Regions from separate parts of the Homo sapiens genome. Here region 1 is linked to region 2. A link is an interaction called in ENCODE POLR2A ChIA-PET data of the cell type or tissue named here. Cell type or tissue: PC-3. All regions are shown on one strand. Links, peaks and the distances in the headings refer to the core of each region. The heading gives the core; the rest is flanking DNA. Region 1 has its middle 73 kb from the start of LINC02514. Region 2 overlaps LOC107986335 (a long non-coding RNA gene).

The links. Peaks named below come from ENCODE experiments on the same cell type or tissue, not always from the same donor. Only the 100,000 strongest peaks of a DNase experiment are listed, where the experiment ranks them.
Region 1: POLR2A ChIA-PET joins it to region 2 with 6 read pairs; 2 of 35 experiments call an interaction of 5 or more read pairs at or near these places.

Annotation. Positions count from the first base shown.
Region 1 is chr4:187,291,052-187,303,792 of GRCh38, forward strand. No RefSeq gene overlaps it. Among named protein-coding and RNA genes, the nearest start is that of LINC02514, 73 kb to the right of the region's middle. In PC-3, for the core only: no CTCF peak of the experiment used is centred there; no DNase peak of the experiment used is centred there.
Region 2 is chr4:187,230,812-187,243,552 of GRCh38, forward strand. The region is part of intron 1 of LOC107986335 (a long non-coding RNA gene); the gene reads right to left. Among named protein-coding and RNA genes, the nearest start is that of LINC02374, 35 kb to the left of the region's middle. In PC-3, for the core only: no CTCF peak of the experiment used is centred there; a DNase peak (open chromatin) is centred at 5,930.

The sequences.
Region 1 (12,741 bases), core at 5,138-10,137, 62 kb after region 2:
AGAACAGGATTAAAAAAAAAACAACCTCTTCAATGTGGCCTCTTTAACGTGGTTTACCACTGTGGCTGCACCGAAATCACACTTGTTCTTACCCCTCACTCCAGCTACCCAGGTTCTCTTTAGCAAAGACAGGCTACAGGGTCTTGGCAGGTCGTGTTCGATCCACTGGGAAGGAAAAACTCTTTTTTCCCCAGTTAGTGCCTGCTTATTTATTAGCTCTCAGCTGAGTAATTCCTTTCTCCCTTACTCCCTTGCCCTGTGTGTGGGCATTGCTCTCTCCTCGAAGGCCTGCAGTCATCTCCCTGTGCCTCATGCAAAACCAACCTGCAGCAGTGGCCCTGGTGATGGTTCACAGAAGCTCAGTTTGCGCTAGCTGGAAAGTGACCTCAGGTGGTTCCTATAAGCTTGGAAGCAGCGATACCTCTGGGGCTTCAAGGAAGTGCCTATCATCAGAGACATATTTCCCCCAAGTCTGCCTCTTTTATATTTTATGTCATTTCCCATTTTAACGCATTCATATTCCTCTGTATCTCTTTCAGGTTAAATTCCAGATTCCATATCTGACCCAATCTATTAGGTTGGTGCAAAAGATTTTGTCATTAAAAGTAATGGCAAAAACCAAGATTACTTTTGCATCAACCTAATACAACCTTCTGCAATATGTAATCAATCTCTCAACTAATCAAGTTATAAGATTAAGCTCAGTGATTTTGAGGGAGCCTGCTGGAAATCCTCTAAAGATGTTTCAAATATTATTTTTGTGGCTAGTTTTGTATTGTTGGTAATAAAAGTTTTTGAGAGACTTTCCATTTCTAAACACAAATCAAATATCTCTAATTCTTCTAGGAAAGAGACCATAAAATCTCTTGATTATAATAAAATTTTGCTCTCTCAATTTCTAATGAGAACCATGGTAGTGAAAATAATTTTGACATATAGAAATTGTTTTGATGTTTTAATAACTAGTTATCTGTATAGTGTCTGGCTTCCAGAATTTCTTTATAAATAATTCTGATGTTGATTAGCCATGTGGTTGCTAACCTTGTTCCAAGTGCATCACAAATTCAAATTTTACAAAAAATTAGGAGGAATTATGTGATCCACATGAATCACTGATGCCCCGGGGAAAGTTTTCGATGGAAACCTCACAATGTGGGAGATTTGGAGAAGAAACTGACTACATAAGGTATCTGCTTTTGAAAGGAATAGTTCTATTTTGGGAAAATTTTTCATGCCATAGAGAGGATGTTCCATAACTCACTGCAGAGACAGAAAATCATGAGAGTTCCTTTGTGTTTCTATCATAAGACAGAAGAATGTGTACCATCCGCAACATAAACCCTAAGTCCTACACTGGGATAACTTCCCTGAAGTCTTGGAACAGCGGTTCATAATAATTATAGCTGAGCGAGGGGCACCCTCTGCTTGAGGCGGAGAAACTAATACTGACCTTACAGACCAGGTTCTCTTGTTTTGTGTTGTTGAAAGGCTTTTTGCTACCATCATTCTCCACCATGATGAGAAATTTTAGATCTAGTTCATAAATGCAATTAATGATAGAAATGAGAACTTATTGTTAGATTCAGAATTTCTAAAGTACCTAGTGAGAACCTAGTAAGAAACACAATCATTCTTGACTGTGCATACAGTTAAGATCGTCTAATAGTGGAGAGAAACAAAGATGGAAGGGAAGGAGGGAGAGAGAAGAGGGGAGGGGTAGAGGAGGAGGGAGAGAAAGGGAGTGGAGAGAGAGAGAGAGGGAGACAGGAGAGAAATTCCTTTTGATCCCTGAATATTATAGAACTAATGATATTATTAAAATTTAATTTTAAATCTGCGTGTGCTTTTTTTATAAGATGAAAGGAAAATTTTGATTAAGTTTCTTAAAGAAGAATTCAATGAAAATATATAAGATGAATGCTCTGGACTAATTAAATAAAATAAATATATATGCAACAGCACACACTTCTCAAGGGTCCTAAAAGGTATTCTGTTACTTAAAAGCAAAATATTCAGTGATCTGCATGTATTTACAGAGTGAATAGCTTCTTTACTGTGGAAGAATGTTTGATTTTTTTACATTATAAGATTTTAGAAATTACAATAACATTTTATACTTCTATGAATGTTGACAGTATTTTGTTATAATTTCATTAATTATTAAAAAAATCAACTGACTCATAAATTATGATTCCTAAATAATAGCAGAACCTATTTTTTTCCTACTGGGCATTTACATTTACTTAGTTTCATTCTTGTAAGTTGACTGTTAATCTCCTTCTTTGTTCTCTTCCAATTTGTCATTAAATATTGGGATCTTCCTTTAGGGCATACAATCATAAATAAGAGGAAATTCTCCCTGAAATCAAAGGAAGCCTGCTGGAAGATGTTCATTTGTCTGTTGCTGGTTCTGACAGATTCCTTATACTTGATGCTTGTTTACACATCGGGGTTCCCCATGTTAATACGTCTGAAAAGCTCTTTTGATACAATCAATTCTGCTGTTATAGAAATGAACTGATCAAAAGTATCTTTTAAAAGACATCAGTCATCTGGCATATTATTTCCCTTATGGTTTTTCCCATTATGATTTTTAAATATTCTGAGAAATAAAAATTGCTTTACTATATGCATGCTACCACATATTTCTATGTCACTCTTCATTGAGTGTGTTAGGTCCTATATTAAGCATTTTGCATTAAGTTCTATTTAATTCTTACGAGAACCAAGTATACTGTGTATTAACAGGTCAATATTACAAATAAAGAAACAAAGTCTCACAGGTGCATTTCAGTTACCTGCATGGCCACAAAACCAGGAGTAGTAATGGAGTCAGCATTTATTCTACATTGGTCTGACTTCAGCAACTGCATTCTTCCAAATAAAGCAGTTAATAATAAAATAATACAAATAACTGGTAAAATATACTTAAATAATTATCTCCATCTATTTAAATAAAATAATTTACATAAAGTGCTTGGTACGGTGTCTAATATAATCATATAATTAAAACAAAAAGTGGTCACAACTTCTATTTGAACAGTTACAAAAACTGGGTTTTACAGTTGTATTTACCAGAAAAGGTCAATTGCTATAACAACACATCCACAATCTCAATTATTTAACAAAATAAAGGTTTGATTCTTGCAGCCGTTAGAGTCCAATGGCTATCAACAAGGTCAGAATGAAGGGGGGAGGCTTGCCAAGCAGTTACTCAGGGACTTAGGTTCCTTCCACAGAGAGGACCTGAAATCCTTGAAACCCTCCACTGAAAGATTCTATCTTTTCCCAGCAGATATGGAATCACAGGACATCTTGCGAGACATTGTAGGGGTCAGGCCTGAAAGTAGTATATATCACTCCCACTCATATCACATTGGATGGAATTCAGTTGTATGGCCTGCCCTAGCTGAAAGCAAAGCTCAGATACCTTGTGTAAACATAGAGCTTTGTGTCTGCCCCAGTAAGCAAAATACATCATCCTCCAAATGAGTGGCGATTGGAGTTTTGGCAGTGTAGTTGAAACCTTAGTGAATAGAAATTATGTTAGAGATAAAAAAAAAATTCCCCCCTTTGAGAAGAAACTTAGTTTCAGCACCCAAATTACAAAATGAACTACCAAAGATTATGCATTTATTTTAGCATTATAAATGTGTGTTACTAGTTTGATCTCCTTTGCAATGCCAGGGTAAGCTGAGTGTTTTAATTACAATGGTAATTTTTGTAGCACATTTTAATAAAACTGTAGCGTTTCATAAATTTCCCAATTATGACATCATTCTAAAGCACTATTTAATTCACACTTAATTAAATTGGAGGATTATGAAATTCGAGCTCATTTTTAAGAATAAAAAACTAATTTTCTTAAAATTATAGACAGTGACATTCTTGAAAGGAAGAAAAAGACTAATGATACTATCTCATATCCAAATATACTAGAAGCAGCAGTTGAAGAATTGTCTTCCTGGAGCTTGGCCAATGTATATGATTCGTAAGATACATTACCACACCCTGTTTACAATCCTTGGCCTGGATTCAACTGGAGACTGCCGATTCCTTCTGAAACAGCCAGAGACTTGTGGCAACCTTATTACAAATGGCCTCTTTTTTTTTTCCCACAGAAACATTTTATCCCCTTTTTCCCAGTACTATGACTCTGGGAAGAGCTTTGTTTCAAGATGGTGGCTGTTTGACCATTCTAATGACTAAGCTCTCAGAAAGGAGTTCTAGAAGGGAATGTATAACTTTACTACCACTGACATTTTTAACTCAAATCACAAATTTCATTCATCTAGGCATTTATTCTTTCACTCCAGAGTATTTTTGTCTTATCTTCTGTATTAGTCCATTTCACACTCCTGATAAAGACATAACCAAGACTGAGAGGAAAAAGAGGTTTAATTGGACTTACAGTTCCACATGGCTGGGGAGGCCTCAGAATCATGGCGGGAGGTGAAAGGTATTTCTTACATGGTGGCGGCAAGAGAAAATGAGGAAAAAGCAAAAGCAGAATCCCCTGGTAAACCCATCAGATCTCATGAGACTTATTCACTTTCATAAGAATAGCATGTGAAAGACAGGCCTCCATGATTTAATTACCTCCCACTGAGTCCCTTCCACAACACATGGGAATTCTGGGAGATACAATTCAAGTTGAGATTTGGGTGGGGTCACAGCCAAACTATGTCATTCCACCCCTGGCCCCTCCAAATCTCATGTCCTCACATTTCAAAACCAATCATGCCTTCCCAACAGTCCCCCAAAGTCTTAACTCATTTCAGCATTAACCCAAAAGGCCACAGTCCAAAGTCTCATCTGAGACAAGGCAAGTCCCTTCCGCCTATGAGCCTGTAAAATCAAAAGCAAGCTAGTTATTTCCTATGTACAATGGCGGTACAGGTATTGGGTAAATACAGCCATTCCAAATGGGAGAAATTGGTCAAAACAAAGGAGTTACAAGGCACATGCAAGTCCAAAATCCAGCAGGGCAGTCAAATTTCAAAGCCCTAAATGGTTCTCCTTTGACTACAGGTCTCCCATCCAGGTCATGCTGATGCAATGGGTAGGTTCCCATGGCCTTGAGCTGCTCCGCCCCTGTGGTTTCACAGGGTACAGCTGCCCTCTGGCTGCTTTCATGGGCTGGTGTTGAGTACCTGTGGTTTTTCCAGGTGCACAGTGCAAGCTGTCAGTGGATCTACCATTCTGGGGTCTGGAGGACGGTGGCCCTCTTCTCACAGCTCCAGTAGGCAGTGCCCCAGCAGGAACTCTGTGTGGGGGCTCCAGCCCCACATTTCCCTTATCCACTGTCCTAGCAGAGGTTCTCCATGAGGGCCCCACCCCCACAGCAAACTTCTGCCTGGGCATCCAGGAGTTTCCATACATCTTCTGAAATCTAGGCGGAGGTTCCCAAAACTCAATTCCTGACTTCTCTGCACCCTCAGGCTCAACACCAGGTGGAAGCTGCCAAGTCTTGGGGCTTTCACCCTCTGAAGCCACAGTCTAAGCTGTATGTTGGCCCCTTTCAGCCACGGCTGGATCGGCTGGGACACAGGGCACCAAGTCCCTAGGCTGCACACAGTATGGGGAACTTGGGCCTGGCCCATGAAACCACTTTTTCCTCCTGGGCCTCCAGGCCTGTAATGGGAGGTGCTGCCATGAAGGTCTCTGACTTGGCCTGGAGACATTTTCCCCATGGTCTTGGGGATTAACACTAGGCTCCTTGTTACTTATGCAGATTTCTGGAACTGGCTTGAATTTCTGCCCAGAAAATGGGTTTTACTTTTCTATCATATAGTCAGGCTTCAAATTTTCCAAACTTTTATACTCTACTTCCCTTCTAAAACTGAATGCCTTTAACAGCACCCAAGTCACCTCTTGAATGTTTTGCTGCTTAGAAATTTCATCCACCAGATATCCTAAATTATTTCTCTCAAGTTCAAAGTCCTACAAATCTCCAGGGCAGGGGCAAAATGATGCCAGTCTCTTTGCTAAAACATAGCAAGAGTCGCCTTTCCTCCAGTTCCCAACAAGCTCTTCATCTCCATCTGAGACCACCTCAGCCTAGAGTTTATTGTCCATATCACTATCAGCATTTTGGGCAAAGCCATTCAACATGTCTCTAGGAAGCTCCAAACTTTCCCACGTTTTCCTGTCTTCTTCTGAGCCCTCCAACCTGTTGCAACCTTTGTCTACTACCCAATTCCAAAGTTGTTTTCACATTTTCAGGTATCTTTTCAGCAGTGCCCCACTCTACTGGTACCAATTTAGTGTATTAGTTCGTTTTCACACTGCTGATAAACACATACTTGAGACTGGGGAAAAAAAAGACATTTAATTGGACTTACAGTTCCACATGGCTGGGGAGGCCTCAGAATCATGGCAGGAAGTGAAAGGCACTTCTTACATGGTGGCAGCAAGAGAAAATGAGGAAGAAGCAAAAGTGGAAACCCCTGAGAAACCCATCAGATCTTGAGACATATTCACCCTCATGAGAATAGCATGGGAAAGACCCACCCCCATGATTCAATTATCTCCCCCTGGGTCCCTCCTATGACACGTGGGGATTCTGGGGGATACCATTCAAGTTGAGATTTGAGTGGGCACACAGCCAAACCATATCATCTTCTATGCCACAGGTACTGGAATATAACTTGAAGAGATCCTGGATCCCAACTCACATTATTTTGGGGAAGAGAAACAAGTAGTTGAATAAACAAAATAAAATCCAGTTTATGAAAAGTGCTATAAAGAACACAAATGGGGATGCTGGGTCTTTATGTAATAACAATGGGGCCTTTAAAATAGAGTATGGAAGAAGCTACTTTAGATGGCTGCAAGTGGGAAGCCCTCCACGGAGGTTCAAGCTGAGATATAAAGGATGAGAAAAGTCCAGTCACATGAAAGCACAGGAAAAGAGAAACCTTGGAGGCCCAGCAATGGGGGAGATTGGAGTGTGACTGCTGCAGTGAGCCAGTGGCTGGGGAAATGCGTGATTGGAAAGGAGAACAAAAGCCAGGCCATGCAAAGGCTCGATGTGTCATGGAAACCTGTGGAAAGATGTTAGGTTGGGACATGTTTTGTTCCTGGGATATGAATTACATTTTTAAAAGTTTATTTTTGTCACTTAAGAGAATAGATTGAAAAGGGTAAAATTAAACACTAGGAGATCAGTTAGTGAATGATCTGGGCAAGAGAAATCTGGCTTGAATCATGGTGGTGAGGGTGCAGGTAGAAAGAGGTGAGTCTGAGATCTATCTGGGAGTGTCACAGAGAGCCTGATGAGAGGAGGTGAGGGATGGGAGAAGGGAGGAGTGGAAGTAGGTGACTTTTAGGTTGTTGCCTGGTAACCAAGTGGATAATGGTGCTATTTACTGAAATGTAAAGATGACTCTGCTGGGCGAGGGCAGGAGGGAAGTCATAGAATGTACTTGGGATATGTTGGGATATCTAAGGCTACTTGAAATGCCTATGAGACATTCAACATAAATTTCAAATAAATAGTTGGATATAAGCCTAGATCTAGGGGGAAAGTTGGAGCTAAAGACATAATTAGCATTTATCAGATTATAGATGGTAGATAGATCTACATTCATGGGAGTGTGTGAGATCAACTGCGAAAAAGTACATATGTGTAAGAAAAGAGTGCTTAAAACCTACTCGTGAGAAAATTCAATATTTAAAGATAAGTAAAGGAGGAGGCTCATGTGTAGAGTCTATATACAAATTGGAAGTGGTGGTGACTGAAAAAAATGCATTAAAATTAACCAAATTTTCTCTTTTCTAGGCACTGTCCTAATTGTAGATGCTTGAGAAAATAGAGATGTAATCATGGATACCCACCAGGTATTTGAGTCAGGTTCTTCAATGCAAAAGTCACATAGAAGCTGCTGCTTTAATGTTTGTAACAGACTTCCAAACTAATGTCTCTTATAATGTCCCTGTGTATTAAGATTTCCATAAAACCATTACAATTTCTATTTATTTTGTCTAGATGTAAAGCAGACGGCATATCATATTACATATATTGCTAAAATTCTTGCAGCCTAATGTATACAGATTTGTGAATTTTGAGTGATCTGAAGTTCATGAATATTTTGAGGTTGGTTTGTTTTGTCTTGTTCAAAGCCTAGATATCATGTTTTTTCAGTTTAACATATTTCTTGAGGGAAAAGAAATGTTTAGATTTCCAGCTAGTTATAAAATTGTCAGAAAGAATAGAAGTTAAACATACAGAGAAACAAAGGTTACACATCTGGGAAAATAGTAGAAAAGCCTTTATATAGTCTTGGCAAATGAATTCAGAGGTTTTATTTTTAATCACAACTGTGAAGAAAGAAAGATTACCTTTTGGGGAAATTAATGAATATTGTGGGCTTAGACATAAAATAATTGTTAATTGCTCCATTTATTAGAAATCATATGTCAAAAGTGTTTTATCATCAGTAATACAATAGCAATAGAGATAAAAATATATACGGATATTTGATTTTGATGATTTTAATCTCCTATGCCATTTCCATAACAACATGATTATTCACACCTGTCAAACTGATGGGTGAGAATGTCAACTTGCCCTTGAATGCCAAAGACTATTTTCAGACCCTTGAGTTTTCTCACCAATTCAATCCATTTTGCATGCTTCTGACATGCCTTTTAGAAGACCAATTTGCTTATATCTCTTTACCTATTTACTGAAACCCTCATTTATTAGCTTGGCATTCAAAGTCTTCTACAGTCTTGCCATATCTCACTTTAAATCTGTTTCTCCCCCTACTCACCTTCTCCAATGCAATCCCTATGTTGTAATATGGCTAATCTACTTGTTTTTTTAATGTATTTCATGTTACTACTATCTTGAAGTGTTTTCTATGTATTTCTGTCTCTACACTGTGATCCTGCATTGTGCCATCTACTTAGTGACATGCATTCCCTTCTTTGACACATGTGTCTTACGTGCCTTTGTCCCCCACATATTACCTAGACTGGTGCCATATCATAGACAGTAGGTTATCAATAAATGCTTCTTGGTTAGTTAGATGATTAGTATACAGTATGCTTTTGATGAGAAGGGTAAAGAAAATCATCAGAGAAGTTAATGGAATTAGACTCCACCCTGGGTGTCTCTGCCTTCAAAACTCATGTCTTTCACATTATTCCACGCCAACTCCCACAGAATAGTATTTGTCTTAGTCCATTTCTGATGTCATAACAGAAAACCGGAGATCAGGTAATTAATTATATGATTAGTTAGAAAAAGATTCATAACTAGAACCTAGTGCTCCCCATTTCCCTCATGCTTGATAGGTTTTTAAAAATTTATTGAAATAGTTGCAATTTTGTCAAATTATTTTTGACTCATAATTCATACCTTCTGATATTTCTTACTTTGTAAAAATGATTTTCTTCTTTCCATTTTGTATCTACAATTCAGCTTCGGTTTCTTTCTTTTCATTTCTACTTTTCCCTTTTGTTTAAAATATAACCCATTACAATAAACTTAGGAAAGACTGTACTGAATATTGTCTCTATAAAGGGCATGAAAGTCTCCTTAATGTGAAGTTGAGGTAGCGTTAAATATACACTTAATTCAGCAAACTGACATCTCACCAAGCAATCTTTTTGCTATGTGGACACATTTGTGTGTTTGTGTGCGTGTGTGTGCGTGTTTGTGTGTGCGTGTGTGTATGTATGTATTGCGCATGTGTGTCTGCACATTGTAGAGAATGGCATTTTCACATTACCACAAAAACACTTTATATAAGAAAATAATTCTAAATTGGTCCATAGGAGAGGGAGCCATAGGATGGGTTAGAACTGACTTCTGTCTCTGACTTCTCCATCCCCATTATTTTGTTTTGTGTTTCTGAAGCCAGTTTTACATCTTAGTAGAGCCATAAATAATGACAATAAGCTGGAAAGGCTGGCATCTACGAGGGTGGAGAGAAGAGGTCAATAACATACATATATAGTCTTGGGGGTGCTAAATGTTGAGTAAAGCTAACTCCAAGCAGAGCACAATGAGTGGCTGGAGAAAAATACCTGTCAGTCTCCACACTTTCAATTCCAGGGTGAGGAAGGGTCCTTACCAGACTTGAGGGAGCTTTTGAGGTGTTCTAGCCAAGCTCTTCAATGAATTGTCATTCAGGCTACCTGCCTACTCCTTCGGCTACTCTACCCAAAGTTCCTGCCCCATGGGTGGGGCCACTGCATCAAACAACTCTCCAGGGAGAACCATTCACATCATCACCTATGCCTATCTGAATGGCACCTATGCCTATCTGAATGGAGCCTATTCAACCACAGTCCATACGGCTTTACCTGCAGCCTTGCATAAAACCTTGTAGAAATATTTCTTCAAATTCCTTTCTATTTTCTGATTATCTTTTCTTTTCTTTTTTTTTTTTTTTTGCTTATTTTTAGGGCGCAAATATTTAAATTTTAGATTTTCTTTACATTAACAATGCAAAATACACACAATTCATTCACAAGTTAGCAACTCAGCTAATGTAGACACTTCTGGGCAATGGCTGGTGTTTTGTTTTCAGATATGGTTAAGAAAATAGCCATACAATGGCTCCTGTTTGGGCTCTGAAGCCAACAGACTCCTTCCTCTGTCCCCAAATAGGATAACAAAAGATTTAGGGAATATTCAATACTTTTCTCAAAGAAGTAAGTGATTTGAGTGTAAGTTGCTACTTCCCTGTAAGAAATAACAGCAAGCATAGATACGCCTAAGGGAAGGCAGGACGAAGCCGCCACTTTCCTTGGAGTCTAAAACTCTGACCTGAAAAGTGTTCGCAAGGGATTGGAACCAAAGCCAGGATTGATTTGCTGAGATTTGCACTCTCACCTAATGGCCTGAGGAAGCAGTGCTGCTGTCTTGGTTTGTTCTGGCAGCTATAACGAAATACCATAGACTGGGTGGCTTATAAACAACGGAAATTTATTTCTCACCGTTCTGGAAGCGGGAAGTCCGAAATCAAGGCCTGACAGTTTCCGTGTCTGTGGGAGGGCCGATTTCCTTGTTCACAGAGAGCACCATCTTGCTGCATCCTCACACGGCGTGCGGGGCGAGGCGGTTCTCTGGGCCCTCTTTCATCAGGGCACCGATCCCCTTACTGATGGGGGCTCCGCCCTTACGATCTAATCACCTCCCAACAGCCCCCCTTCCCAACACTCTCACACTGGTGACTAGATTTCAGCATGAATTCTAGGGGAGCCACAAACACTCAGACCACAGCAGTGACCAACGTAGCATTAGTCAAGAAAGCCCAAGACACTCAGTCTCTGCTAGGGAGGAAGATCTTATCGGTAAATGTGAACATGTATTTCAGGATTCAAGAGGTGATTAGAAGTGAACAGTTTTAAAGATTACAGAAAGCACAGTGGCAATGCTTTAAAAGAAAGACTGCTTTCCTGTTTGAGTAAGAGCAAGAATATTAAATCAGGAGCATTCGCCAATTGACATTCCTGTGCTGGTGTGAGGAGAGGGCAGACGTTCAAGTCAGAGCTCAGCTATCCAGCTCATCTTCACTCCACTGGACTCTGAGGCCAGATAATTAGATTCCTTCTTTTCTCCCAAATTTATATTTCATCACAAAGCTGAATGACCTTTCCTGTCAGTGCAACCAACAAAGATGGCTGGGCAGGAAGTAACCAGACGTTGCAGGCCCTCCCACACCAAGGAAGTTGTATATTGCAACCACACAGACTGATTTTTGTTTTAATGCCAAGCTATGCAGCTCGGCTGTCAGAGCAATGAAGTGAAAATAAAATTAGGGGCCAAATGTCTAAACCCTCAAGAAATGTCATGGATAAGAAGAATAAAACAAGTAAAAGGTTTTCCTTTTTTTGTTTTAATGTTTAAATATATATGAATTTTGTTATCAGTGCACTGAAAATGGAATCAGTGACCCGTTGGACCAAATGCTTATGTTCAAGAAATGCCTTGAACTTTAAATAAACTCCATGTTATTTTGCTTTGGATTAATTTACTTGCAGATGTGTGACATTGCTTGGGAATATAGGTCCAGCTGGAAAATACAGACAGAGGCAGGGCAGAACCTAATTTTCTTACGATTCAGACTTTGCTGAACAGACAACATAGCTTTCAAAAGAAACATGAACTTCTCTTTCTTATTCACTTCAGGGACAGAGAGATTGAATTGAAGGCAGAATTCGGAGTTTCCTCCAATGACCACAAAATAGCATTTTAAAATCTTGTCGTGTTTGTTTTTTGCGGCTGTTTTGATTTTTTTTTCTTTTCCTCAGCAGGCTTGTGAATTTCCAAGTAGCCCCATCCTGCTGCTTCTTCCCTTATTCCTGTATTTATTAGCAGAGAGGATGCAGTCAGCAGCTCTGCAGCCATAGGGAATTCACATCACCTCTCTGAGCCTTAGCTTTCTCTCTGTAAACTGAGAGCATTGGGCTAAATAATTTCTTCCTCCAGTGGTTGGTCTATTTCCTAGGTCTGTGTGGAGTTACTACTTGGATGTCCCTGAGGGGGAGGTAGAATCTCTTCACTATAGCCCCCAATACTAGAGGATCAGTTAGTCAGTCAGCCAAAGAGATCATTCACGTCAATTTGTGAAGGAGGCCGGGGTGGTGGCCTACCTACGCTCCAAGAACCTAGTACCTCCTTTCCCCTCTCCTATCAGATGACTTTTTTTTTTCTGTTTTCAGTTTGCTCTTCTATAGAATTATACTACACTTTTACTGGTATATATAGAAAAGCAATTTTCA
Region 2 (12,741 bases), core at 3,598-8,597:
TTACAAAATTGTGTCATGATCTCATTTCTCCTCATAAATAAGACACAATTATTTATATAATGTATAATATGCACATTTTGCATTTTAGAAATGAGTCTTTATGAATATTAAAAAGGTTAATGTGAGGTTGCACAATATACAACAAAAGAATACTTGAATAATCAGTTCCTATTGACATTCATTTTTGACACAATTCTTATACACACTAATTTTGAGCAAATTGTTGGGTTGAATCGCAGGTTTCAGCTGAACTATGTTCAGTCAAATTTAAGCAATTTTTTTTCTACCATGTATCTTGAATTGTATCATATATTAGGCAACCCAGGGCTACTAGAAATTGTGGCTAACCTGAAGAAGAATCTTGCAGGATCTGATAGAGGTGATTGAATATGGAAAATATGGAATACTTGGGCATGAAAATTTGATGGGAGACATATTGAGAAACACATAAATGAATTTAAAGGAGTCTTCAGGATGTGTGCTGTAGGTTGAGGGAGAAGGTGTGTGAGTTCGGGGACCATGAGTCCCCAGTTCTGCTAATGCAAGAACGTGTAGGTGAGGAAGTCTTGGTGGATTTTAATTTTCCTTTGGGAAAATAGAATCTCCAAGTACCTTCATGATACTTGTTCACTCATGTAAAAGGTGTCACGTGTGAGTATTCACTCCAGGAGAGTCAAAATATACACATAGATTGGTATAAATATTATACATTTTCATTGATAATCAAATAGTTAGATGATATCCCAAATCATATAAAGAACTACTGTGTGGCAGTTGAATGAAAAGATCTGAATATATTAACATGGAAATATTTTTATGATATTATTATGAGAAAATAATTTTGCACAAATTTTTATATCACATGACCCCATTTATACTAAAACATTGTACATGGCCTAACTTTTTATTCATTTATGTATATCTGTATGTAAATGCATAGAAAAACATTCAAAAGTAACAAAGCACATTGTTCTTATTCCTGAGAATGAAATGAGAATAGGTGACGACAGTGGGCGATCTGTACTTTTACCCAAAATACATTAGTATCGTATGCATTTGTTACATAAAAATATATTCCCATGTTACTAGCAGGTGTGGCAAATATGAAAAGCTTGAGTAACTCAAAGAAGTAAATAAAGAACTAAATGGAAGAACATCTAAAATTTAAATTTTTAAAGTAGCTAACATTTAAATGAGTCTTCAAGTGTTTCCTCCTCAGAAAGATATTTTTTCCTCCACATGGAGGAAAGAAGAGGGCAAGTGAGAAGATAAAAATTATTGAAGATGTACATGCTCAGGAGTTAGTCATATAGTTGTAAAGATTTGCTTTTCGTAAGGGTAGAGCCAGGAATTGTATCTCTACAACTATTTGGGTCAGGTCTGGATAAATATTATAGTGCTTTCAATAGAAGTTTAAAAAAGAATTTTTAATAATGAAAAAAATTCTCTTAAGTATTTTCTTCGTATAACTTTTCCCTAGAAAGTGTTACATGATGACCAAAGGTAATAAATTACGACATAATGGTTAGCTAGTTGGAGTTTCATTTCAAAGGTATTTAAGTACCTCAGGTTGACAAAGGCTTGTCTACATATGCAAGATGGATTAGGTAATTATACACAATAAATCAGGGTGAAAAACCTATTACAAAGCAAAGGTAGGGGTGAGGGCTGTTTCTGTGTCTAAGATTGATTGCTTAAATTAGTTAAACTCACTGTGTTCTTTACTTTGCAAGAACACTAGTGACCAAACGAACACTTTTCCTACTGGGTCAGTATCTTGCATATACAAGGTTCTCAATGAATATTTGTCATAAAAAATTGAATTTAAATGTAAGAATGCTTTCAAAACACTACGTATTCATTTAAAACTCTGTTGTTTTGCCTAATTTATAATATTTTGGTTTTAGTTTAATGCTCTATGATATTTTATTTACTCTTTTAAAAGCTAAAAAATAAGTTATTAATAAATTATTCAACATGTTAATTTTTGAATCAGAAGAAAGCAGAAATTAAGAAACTGATGGTAAAAGCTCTTGGATAGTTTGGCTCAAACTTGAGTGATAAATGGACAATTTAGAAGGAATTCACCCAGACATCTTCCACACATGAAGGTACCCCAGTGGCTTTTTCACTGCTCTCATTCTTCTCTTTATCAGTGTTAAACAGCTTATCACGTGCATCTCAGCTCTAAAGTGCTTGCGCACTTCCTCCAGCCTTTTCCAAAGCATTTCTACACTCTCTTTACCTTAAAGCAATGAGAAAACCCAAAACAATCTACACAGCACTGGGATTGATATGGTTTGGCTGTGTCCCCACCCAAATTTCAACTTGAATTGTACCTCCCAGAATTTCCCCATGTTGTGAGAGGGACCCAGAGGGAGGTATTTGAATCATGGGGGCCGGTCTTTCCCATGCTATTCTCGTGATAGTGAATAAGTCTCGTGAGATTTGATGGGTTTATCCGGGGTTTCCTCTTTCACTCATTTTCTCTTGCTGCTGCCTGTAAAGAGTGCCTTTCACCCCCTGCCATGATTCTGAGGCCTCCCCAGCCATGTGGTACTGTAAGTCCAATTAAACCTCTTTTCCTTCCCAGTCTTGGGTATGTCTTTATCAGCTGCGTGAAAACAGAGTAACACAGAGATTAACAATGTGGTTTAACAAGTTTGCTGTATAATGCTTAGAAATTCCATACAAAATAAACTATTTACAATGGCAGCAAAAATATGTGGCATAGGAATAAATGTAAAAGCGACATCACATATTTTTGCTGCCACTGTAAATAGTATATTTTGTATGCAATTTCTATTTTGGAATATTATAAAACATTAGCTGAAAAATATCAAAGAAGACTTAAATAAATAGAAAGTTATACCATTTCATTGGCAGGGAGAACTCAGTATCATACATTTGTCAGTTTTCCCAAAATTGATCCAGAGATTATTGACATTTCCAAGAAGAATTCTAAAATAGGTTGTCATCAAACTAAATAAGCAGATTAAAATATAGATATAGAAAAGCAAAGGGCATGAATGTCCAGTCACACCTGAAGAAGGAGATTAGGTCAGGAAGACGTCCCCTATGAAAGACAATGCTTATTAAAAAGCTGTAGTTGTGATATAGTGGATATTAATTCAAGAAAAGCCAAATAGTTGAATGCAATGAATAAAGAATCTAGAAACAAAGACACATGTGTGTAAAAATATAGATGCATGACAGAAATGAAACTGTAAATTGGTGGATTGGTTTTGGAGCAGTTAGCTAAAAATCCATTCCAGACTGATCAAAAAATTAAATAATAAGGAACACTAACAAATGTTAAAGACCACATATGATAATATATTTATGACTTGGTGGTGGCAACATGATTGTCAAATAAGAACAAAATGCACTAGCCGTAAAGGAAATATGGTTAAATTTTATCACATTAAAATTAGGACTTCATGTTCATCATAACACACAAAAAGAGAGTGAGAAAACAAGCAAACTATGACACAAGACCAGCAACACATACTAGTGATAAAAGTCAGGGTCCAGAATATATAAACTTGAATATATATAGAAACAAACAGCTCGACGGAAAATTGTGCAAAAATATGAACAGGTAGCTTACAAAAGTGCAATCATGAATTACTAATACATCTATGAAAAAAAATGTTGTTAAATCCCACTAGAAATCATGAGGATGAAGGTAAAAATCACAGTTAGCTGCCATTTGACACCAACAGACTGGGAAAACAAATTTAAATCTGATAGTACAAATGTTCAGAAGATTGTGACTCCCATTAATCAGCGGTCTTTGGGGCTTTACCTAGTAATGGTAAACACGTACGTTACCTATAAACACAGAAATTCCACTCCTTGGCATATAAGCTAAAGAAACTCTTGCCTATATGCACCAAGAGATATATACAACAATGTTTGTAGCTGCATTTTCACAAAAGCAAAACTTGGAAACAATTTGGTGTTTTCTAAAACCAGAATAAACAAATGAAAGTCACATATTTAAACATGTATGCATCTCAAAAACATAATACTGAGCAGTAAAAGAAAATCACATGCGCACAAATACACATTTATATTTGGTAAGATTTATTATTATAAAAGCTAAAATTAGGCAAAACTAAATATTGTTCAGGAATATTAATATTTTCATATAAGTATTGATAAATTCAACATAATAAAATACCAAAGCTATTGATAATGTACAATGGTGGCTAAATGGGTAGTAGCCTTTTTATCATTCTTACATATTATCCGTTATATATAGTTGGCATATATTTTAAAACAACAATATGAAATAACGTGATGAAAAAATTAACGAAGCTACAACATGAATCCCTTTTTGAGCAAGTTGTAAAAAGAGATCTGGGAGAGTTTCTCCTCTCTGTATCTAAAAGTACCATCTCATCTATATTTAAGACGTCGAATATAGACTCATGCAGTTTTGGTTTAACTCTTTAAAAACGGCTTTCAACAGGGTTTCATGCTCCCTTAATTGCTTGTTGTTAAAAAAAAACCTATTTTCTCTGATGTCTTATTTTAATTTTTATAAACCAGTTTAGTTTAAAAAACAGTGAGTTACTCTAGCATTTACACTTGATTTGCTTTTTAAAAATACCTTCTAATTAAGAAAAAAATCATAGTTTAATATAGAGTCATTAGGACAGGTGGGGGTGGGCGGCGAGGGGGTGGCTGGACTTCCTCGGGAGCGCAGATCTGTGTCCTCGCGGAGATCATCGTTCTGCACAGAGGAAGTCTGTGACGTGCGCTGCCACCCGTTGCTCCTGGCAGCAGTGAGGAAAACCAGCTTAGGGAGGCCCGGGGAGCACAGCAGAATGGCAAGCAGACTGCCAGCCAGAGGGACACTGTTCAGTACAAACTTGTTGACTCGGGGCACAGTCTGGACAGGCCGTGTGACAGCCTTGTGTTTCAATTACTCCAGCCCAAGGAGGCAGGAAAAAGGACCATCTAATTGAGAAACAGGCATTGTATCTAAATTGAGATTTCCAAGGGTGCATCCTTGTTAAAAAGGAGAACTCATGGTTAGGTGCAGCCTGCCCTGCAAAGCCTGGGTCACTGAGCATCAGCAAGCTTATTTTTAAATCATCTTTTTTTTTTTTTATGATGACACCTCCGACTGGAAATCATTGACTTGGCAGAATAGCAAGTCACACATTAAGCAACAAGCGAAATACACTAATCGTAGCTTGACTGTTTTGTAAAGAATTTCACAGCACAAAAAGTTAATATCATTGATTTGGAGGAAGTATGTAGGGGAAACCCATATGTAGTGAGTATACTAATTGTGACAGCTCTTTTAAAAGCAGGCAGAAGGCATTATTGCTGAGGCAGCTTGAGGAGCTGTTTGTCATTTTAAAAAAGCATGGAAGCCACAAAAAAGAGTTGGGCAAGGCTTGGGAGAACTGAGGAATTATGAGAATAAAAAACAAAAACCGGTAAAAATTCTCTTCCATTTCATTTGAGGAGCTCGGAATTCAATGCTTTCTCTTAGATAATGAGAGAGAGCAGTTAGAGGCAGACGGAAACAGCACGAAGTGCTCATTACTTTTAAATGTGCAATTTAAATACTCAAGTGTATCCATGGAAAAAAAGATTTAAATAGCAAGCTTCATTACTATTTGCTCCTAGAAGACAATGATCTCTGCAGATTGCCCCATTCTGTTGAAGTCAACATGGAGATGAATAGCAATTTTGCAGTTTGAGAAGAAGAGGGGTATGTGGGAAAACTGAAATGTGAACAAAACAACAGTTGGGCCTTTTTCCATTGTTTATGGGTGCTTTGGGAATTCTCTGCAGCTTTATCTTTCATGATGGCTTAATAAGTAAAAATACAGGACATAGTCTACATGTTTGAGACATGATTCACAGAATGGTACTAATTCACCTAAGGGCCTCTGCCTGGCTTAGTCCACATAGCACATCTAAGCATCTGGAATCACAATGGCAATCTTCCCAAAGGCCAAGGGCTTTAGTTATTTTGCTGGTTATGTACATAGACCAGCATAAACTATGCAGCCATCTGTATTTTTCTGTACCAAGACTGAGTAAAATGAATTTATAATTTTGAAAGTGTTCATCCTTGATGACCCCTTCACGCTAATTTTTATTCTTTTCAAACAACTGTAGGGTCTGGGATGCCCGGAACTCTGTTCACTCCAAATGTCCCATCCATCCTCATTTGCCTGGTTGCCCACAGCTTTGCCATCTCAGTATGTTCCCCACACAACGCCATGGGCAATTTGTAAGATCGCTAGCAGAGCAGGCTCTTGAACCACGCTGCCTAGGTTAAAATATCCACTCCCAGCTTGCTGTGTGGAATGTTGGGCAAATAACTTAGGTTCTCTGTGCTTTCTTTCCTGGCTTCTGAAATTTACCGAAGAGTAATAATACATTCCCATTCAGTTACTGTGAGGGAGAACAGAGCTCAGCACACTGGCATGCAATAGGTGCTCAGTAAGCGTTATATGTAGTCATCCACACCACGCATCACTACTGTGACTGTGTTCCACCCTGAATCAAATCACTTTCTCTGTCAGCACCAACTCCTTCGACTGGGGTGAGTGTCAGCAGCGAGTGACATGCAGAGCCACACCAGGGCCCACAGCGTTTCCCAGAGAGGAGAGGTAATCCACAGGGGAGGTTCAGAATATGGAGCCTCCTAAGATAGCATCCGTAATGTCGCAACCTTGGGGATATCAGAAGAATGGCAGGTGATTTTTTTTTTTTTTTTTGAGACGGGGTCTTGCTCTGTCACCCAGGCTGGAGTGTAGTGGTGCCATCTCGGCTCACTGCAACCTCTGCCTCCCGGATTCAAGCCGATTCTCCTGCCTCAGCCTCCCGAGTAGGGACTACAGGCGCCCGCCACCACGCCCGGCTAATTTTTTTTTTTTTTTTTTTGTATTTTTGGTAGAGATGGGTTTTCACCATGATATTTTACTGAAACTACCAAGGGGGGAAATTGAATAACAGAGAACTCCAGAGTGTGCATTATCACAAAGGGCAACTTCAGGTAGAAGTCTCACTGATGTTCCTGGAGCCTGGGGATCTTGGTCATCAAGGAAAAGCTGCACAAAAAAAAGACAGGGTAAAAGGACTTCTGATTTTGCCAGAAGAGCAGCCAATGTTATGTAAAGAAAGACAGTTGAACCCTTAGGTTATTTTAGGTCATAAAAAAAGACTTGATTAAAACACATATTGTAGAGAAAATTTATAAAAATTTTAAGGATGCCAGTTCATGTGTGGACATAAGCTAATGAACTGGCTGGGGCAAAACCACTGGATTTTTGATGATATTCTAAGGAAGATGGCTTGATTCCTGGAAATGAAATTTATTAATAGAAGAGATTACCAGGCCTAAGGCATATATGCTATTTTATATTAATTTTTAAAGAACTGAGTTAGGATGTATTTTACATCCTAATAGGAATTGTAAATAAAAAATAACTGTTTGACAATTATGCAGAAATGGTTTTGTATTCAGTCTTGTTGTCTGTCATTGTCATCATACTCTTCCAAGGGTATATATTTTTGTGCAACTTACAGTCCAAAGGCAGGAAAGAACCCACAAGGCCTTTGCTTCCACTTAGATGGAGTTAGAAGTTGTTTCCATAAGGTGATAAGAGAGGGAATTTAGTTCTCATTATTTCACCTGCCCCTACACCCTCCATTCATCCAGATAGAAAGCCTTTTGATAGAATTACTCATTGCCCTTCTAGATATTTAGGTAGCTTCTTTAAAAATACAATTCATTAGATGGGCAGTGGAAGTTGACCAAAATATTCAGGGACCTATCATAGTAAGTATTGATTTATGAGAGCACTTTTCTCCTGACAGGGGGTGCTAGGGAAGCATGGAGAACAGGAGACCAACTCCATGGGGGAAAGATGAAGAGCAATGGTGTTTTTGAGCATGGGCCCTGAATTAAGTAAGACATATGTTCAATTTCTAATGTTGACACTTACTAGCTGTGTAAATGGCCTTGGGCAAGTTCATGGTACAAGCTAAGCCTCATATTTCTTCATCTAAAACAACAGGGATTTTAGTTTCTGTTGTATTATGAAATAGATATTAATAATAATTATTGAGCAATTAGTGAAACTGTTCATAACCAGACTGACTGTAGGCAAGTATGAACTCTAACAGATTAACTATGTGTACAGCATAGAGACACACAAGTGGATAATGTGAAGATAGAGGAAAGGACATATGCATTCGAATTTCAATTTGAATTTCACAGCGGTAGTCAAATAATACCTACCATCACCAGAAGCATAAGAAGTCCCCATGCAGAGCTGTGGTTTTCTAGCCCTTCTTCACGCTTCCCCATAGCCTTGATGGGCTAGATGCTGGCCATGGTTACCATGCACTCACCTGGCGAGGGCTTTGTTATAGCTTCATGAGTCTCAGAAGTTGGACCTGCTGGCTTTAGAGTCCGACTAATTTTGTTTTTCTCCTAGAAGTTGTTTCTGAATGGATAATTTGGTGTTAGACAATTAGAAATTCACTGGATTTCTGGTCTAGGCAAGATACATTTGATTGATTTTTCTTTTCATGTAATCGTTTCTGGTAAGTCTCTGAATGAGCATGTTTTCAAGCTTTTTATTATAAATAACAAAGCAAAATACAAGTTATAGAAAGACATTAGAGCTTTCTTCTAATCTTCTTGCCTGTTGTCAGTCTCCTTTCTCCTTTCTTCCCTCCATTCCTTCTTCCTCCTTCCCTTCCTTCCTCCCTTTGTACCTGCCTTCCTTTCCTTTTTTTTTTTTTTTGTTTGTAGTGGACAAATTAGTTATCATCAATTTATTTCTGAATATCTCAAAACTTGAAATGCACAAACATATGCTGTTAGTCACAATACTTAAATCACCAAGTGTCCTTTTTATTTTTTACATTAACCATAGCTTTGGGTTCAACTATACTGGAGAATTCTATTCCATTGAATTAAAAATTGCACTTCAATATCAATACTGCACTAAAAGCTCTGGCATTGAATTGGTGTAATTTTAACCTTCTAATAGAAATGGTTGGTGTGGGGTTTCTATCCAGCCAGCACATGCTTTAATTTTGAGAGAAGTTCTTTGAAGAATGTCTAATTGTTTTCGGAAGTATGTCCTTTTGTTTTCATAAAGCTCACTTTTCCATTCCCTGTGCCAACATTTTTAGCCGTTGTGGGATTTTCTACACTGTTGCTTGAAAGTCAAATTTAAGGTCTTAGGCAATTTCTGCTTAAAAATTCCATGTGACAGATAGAATGGAGGTTGAGACTGAATTGTACCAGTGATCAAATTAGGTCAGCTCTACACAGCCATGGCTGAATATGTATAAAACCAAAACATTTAGGCTTTCACGTTATTACTAAGTCAGTCTCTCCCCCTGCCCCACCAAATAGAATCTATCTTTTTATTGTTAGAGGAAAAATTGTTCTATGGTTTGTTTTTTTAATAGATTTACAAACCTCTGAGTTTTTATAAAATACAATGGGTATTTAATTAACTTATGAACTTAAAGCTTAAACCACATTATTTCCTTTTTTAAATGCCGAATGGAAGGAGCTCTTCTGATGGGTGAACCTACCCTTCCTTCATATAGCTCAGTCCGTCAATATCTTGTCTCAGCATGTCTTTTTTACAATTTTACCCAAAGAGAGATGGATAGAACAAGGTTGGCTAATGGCCAGATCAAGGTGGGGAAAGGAATCCTAGTGTAGATAATTTAACCCCTTTCCTCCTGCCTGTCCTTACATCCACAGCCCTATGTGGCTAAGCATAAAGAGAAGTGCTGCACCTTGACTGCTGAATTCTGAAAAGGTACAGAAAAAGTAAGTGGACAGAATAGAGAAGAATTACAAGTCAGATAGATATTCCTCTGATGAGTGGAGGGTGGGTGCAGAAAGGCAGGAGGAAGGTTGCGGAAAACCTAGTAACACCCATGTAGTAGAGCGTTCCCATGAAACAACTTCCAGACTCGGAGAATGAAACCTGTTTACCAATGTACCTGCTCAAGGAGGATTTTCCTGATCCCCTTTTCCACCCTCATTCGCTCATGCCCCAACCTGGAAGAACAGAAGTAATAGCTATTGAAAAAGATAGAAAAGGAGAGAGAAGCTGGTCACTCCTTTCCTTAGCTACATGAAAGAGAATCTTCAAGTGAAGATCAAGGTGTTGTTTCATGGAACTAAACGTTCTATATATTTTTTAAATTCGTGTATATTTTATGTCTTGAATGTCATGATAGGACCAAATTCCATGAGGTCCTCTATAACTAGGACAGTGAAAAAAACCTGACTTGTGAGATACTTATCACAAAGCAACCTTATCTGAATTCTCAATTTAAGTTTTCCAGGATAATTTACCCTACTTTTGGATTAAGAAATAAAAATCTGGCTGGGCGCAGTGGCTCACGCCTGTAATCCCAGCACTTTGGGAGGCCAAGGCGGGCAGATCATGAGGTCAGGAGATCAAGACCATCCTGGCTAACATGGCGAAAACTCTGTCTCTACTAAAAATACAAAAAATTAGCCGGGCGTAGTGGTAGGCGCCTGTAGTCCCAGCTACTTGGGAGGCTGAGGCAGGAGAATGGCGTGAACCTGGGAGATGGAGCTTGCAGTGAGCCCAGATCGTGCCACTGCACTCCAGCCTGGGCGACAGAGGGAGACTCTGTCTCAAAAAAAAAAAAAAAAAAAAAAAAAAAATCTAATCTCTCTATGACATACCGGAAAAGCATAGAAAATCCACACTATTTGGAATAGTTCATGTTCGTGGATAAATATTTGATAATTTATAATACCTTCAGCAGCTAGGCTCGCAAAAGAGCTTGAAAAAAGTGTAACATTATGAATGACATATTTACTAATTTTTGGTCTACCTCGAATGATATCAAATTTCATCTTTGGTCATGAACATTCCTAAATCCTGATAGAGATATACAAGGACTTTGAGGCATCTTGCTGTTGCATCTTGAATGTAATCCAACTTCTCCATGTTGTATTTACCTGAATAGTCAAGATGACTTGACACAGGAGGGCATAGGGCATACTACAGTTCTTGAGTTTTTAAAAAGCATTATAAATGTAAACTTTAGAAACTTACAAAGAAAAAATGCACTGATCTTATTTGTGCAACTTCCTGAGTTGTGATAAATGCAACCACTCATGAAACCACTGTCCACATCAAGATATAGGATATTTTTTATCATGCCTGAAAATTTTCTTTTAGCCCCTTTCAGTTAATCTGCATAGCCACAGGAAACCACTATTCTGATTTCCATAATGATAAATTAGTTCACCTAGTCTAGAACTTCATGTAAATGAAATTATATAATATATACTCTTCTCTTTCCAGGTTCCTTCACTTGGTATAATGTCTGAGATTCAACCATGTTGAGAGTATCAGTAGTTAATTCATTCTATTGTATGAATCTACAACAACTTGTTTATCCTTTCTCCTGTTCGACATTGGTTGTTTCCAGTTTGTAACTACCATTAACAGAGATGTTCTCAACATTTTGTACAAGTGTTTTCAAAAGTAATTTTCAAAATATAAACTTTGTACTTTTTTGTTGTGTACTCCTATGCACATTTACTTTATTGTTTTTGATGAAAATATCAATAGGATTGTTTTTCCCAGATTTATTGAAATATAATTGACATATAATTGTATATATCTAATGTATACAATGTGGTGTCTTATACATATACAATGTGAAATGATTACCACAATCAAGCTAACATATCCACCAACTCACATGGTGACAATAACCATTCTAACAGTTATGAGGTGATATCTCCTTGTGGTTTTAATTTGCATTTCCCTGATAATTAGCAATGTTGAGCATTTCTCCATATACCTGTTGGTCATTTGCATGTCTTCTTTTGAGAAATGTCTATTCAGGTCCATTGCCTATTTGCTAATCATGATATTTGCTTGCTATTGAGTTATTAGAGTCCTTGGCATATTTTGAATATTAATCTCTTATCATATATTTACTTGCAAATATTTTCTCACATTCCATGGGTTGTCTCTTTATTTTATTGATTTTCTTAGCTTTGTAGAAGCTTTTTAGTTTGATGCAGTCTATTTTTGCTTGTTTTGCATGTGCTTTTTGCTATTTTATCAAAAAAATCATTCTCCAAATCTACATCAAATAGCTCCATGTTTTCTTCTAGTTGTTTTGAGTTTCAGGTCTTACATTTAAGACTAACCCATTTTGAGTTGATTTTTATATATGATGTGACATAAGGATACAATTTCATTCTTCTGCATGTAGATATTCAGTTTTCCTAACACCACTTATTGAAGAGACTGTCTTTTATTCGTGCGTGTTATTGGTGCCTTTGTGAGAGAGCAATTGACTGTAAATGGGTGCATTTATTTCTGAACTGACAATTCTTTATTATTACCATTTTTAATTGACACATAATAATTGTACATATTTATGGAGTACGGTGTGGCATTTTGATAAATGTGTACAATGTGTAATAATCAAATCAGCACAATTAGTAAATTCATTACCTCAAACACTTATTTCTTTGTGCTGGGAACATTCAAAATCTTCTCTTCTAGCTATTTTAAAGTATACAAAAATTGTTGACTATAGTCATGCTACAATGCTATACAACAGTGGAACTAATTCCTCCTAGATAGCTATGATTTTGTATTCATTAACTGACCTCTCCCCAGCCTCCTCTCCTGACTACACTTCCTAGTCTCTTTATTCTACTCT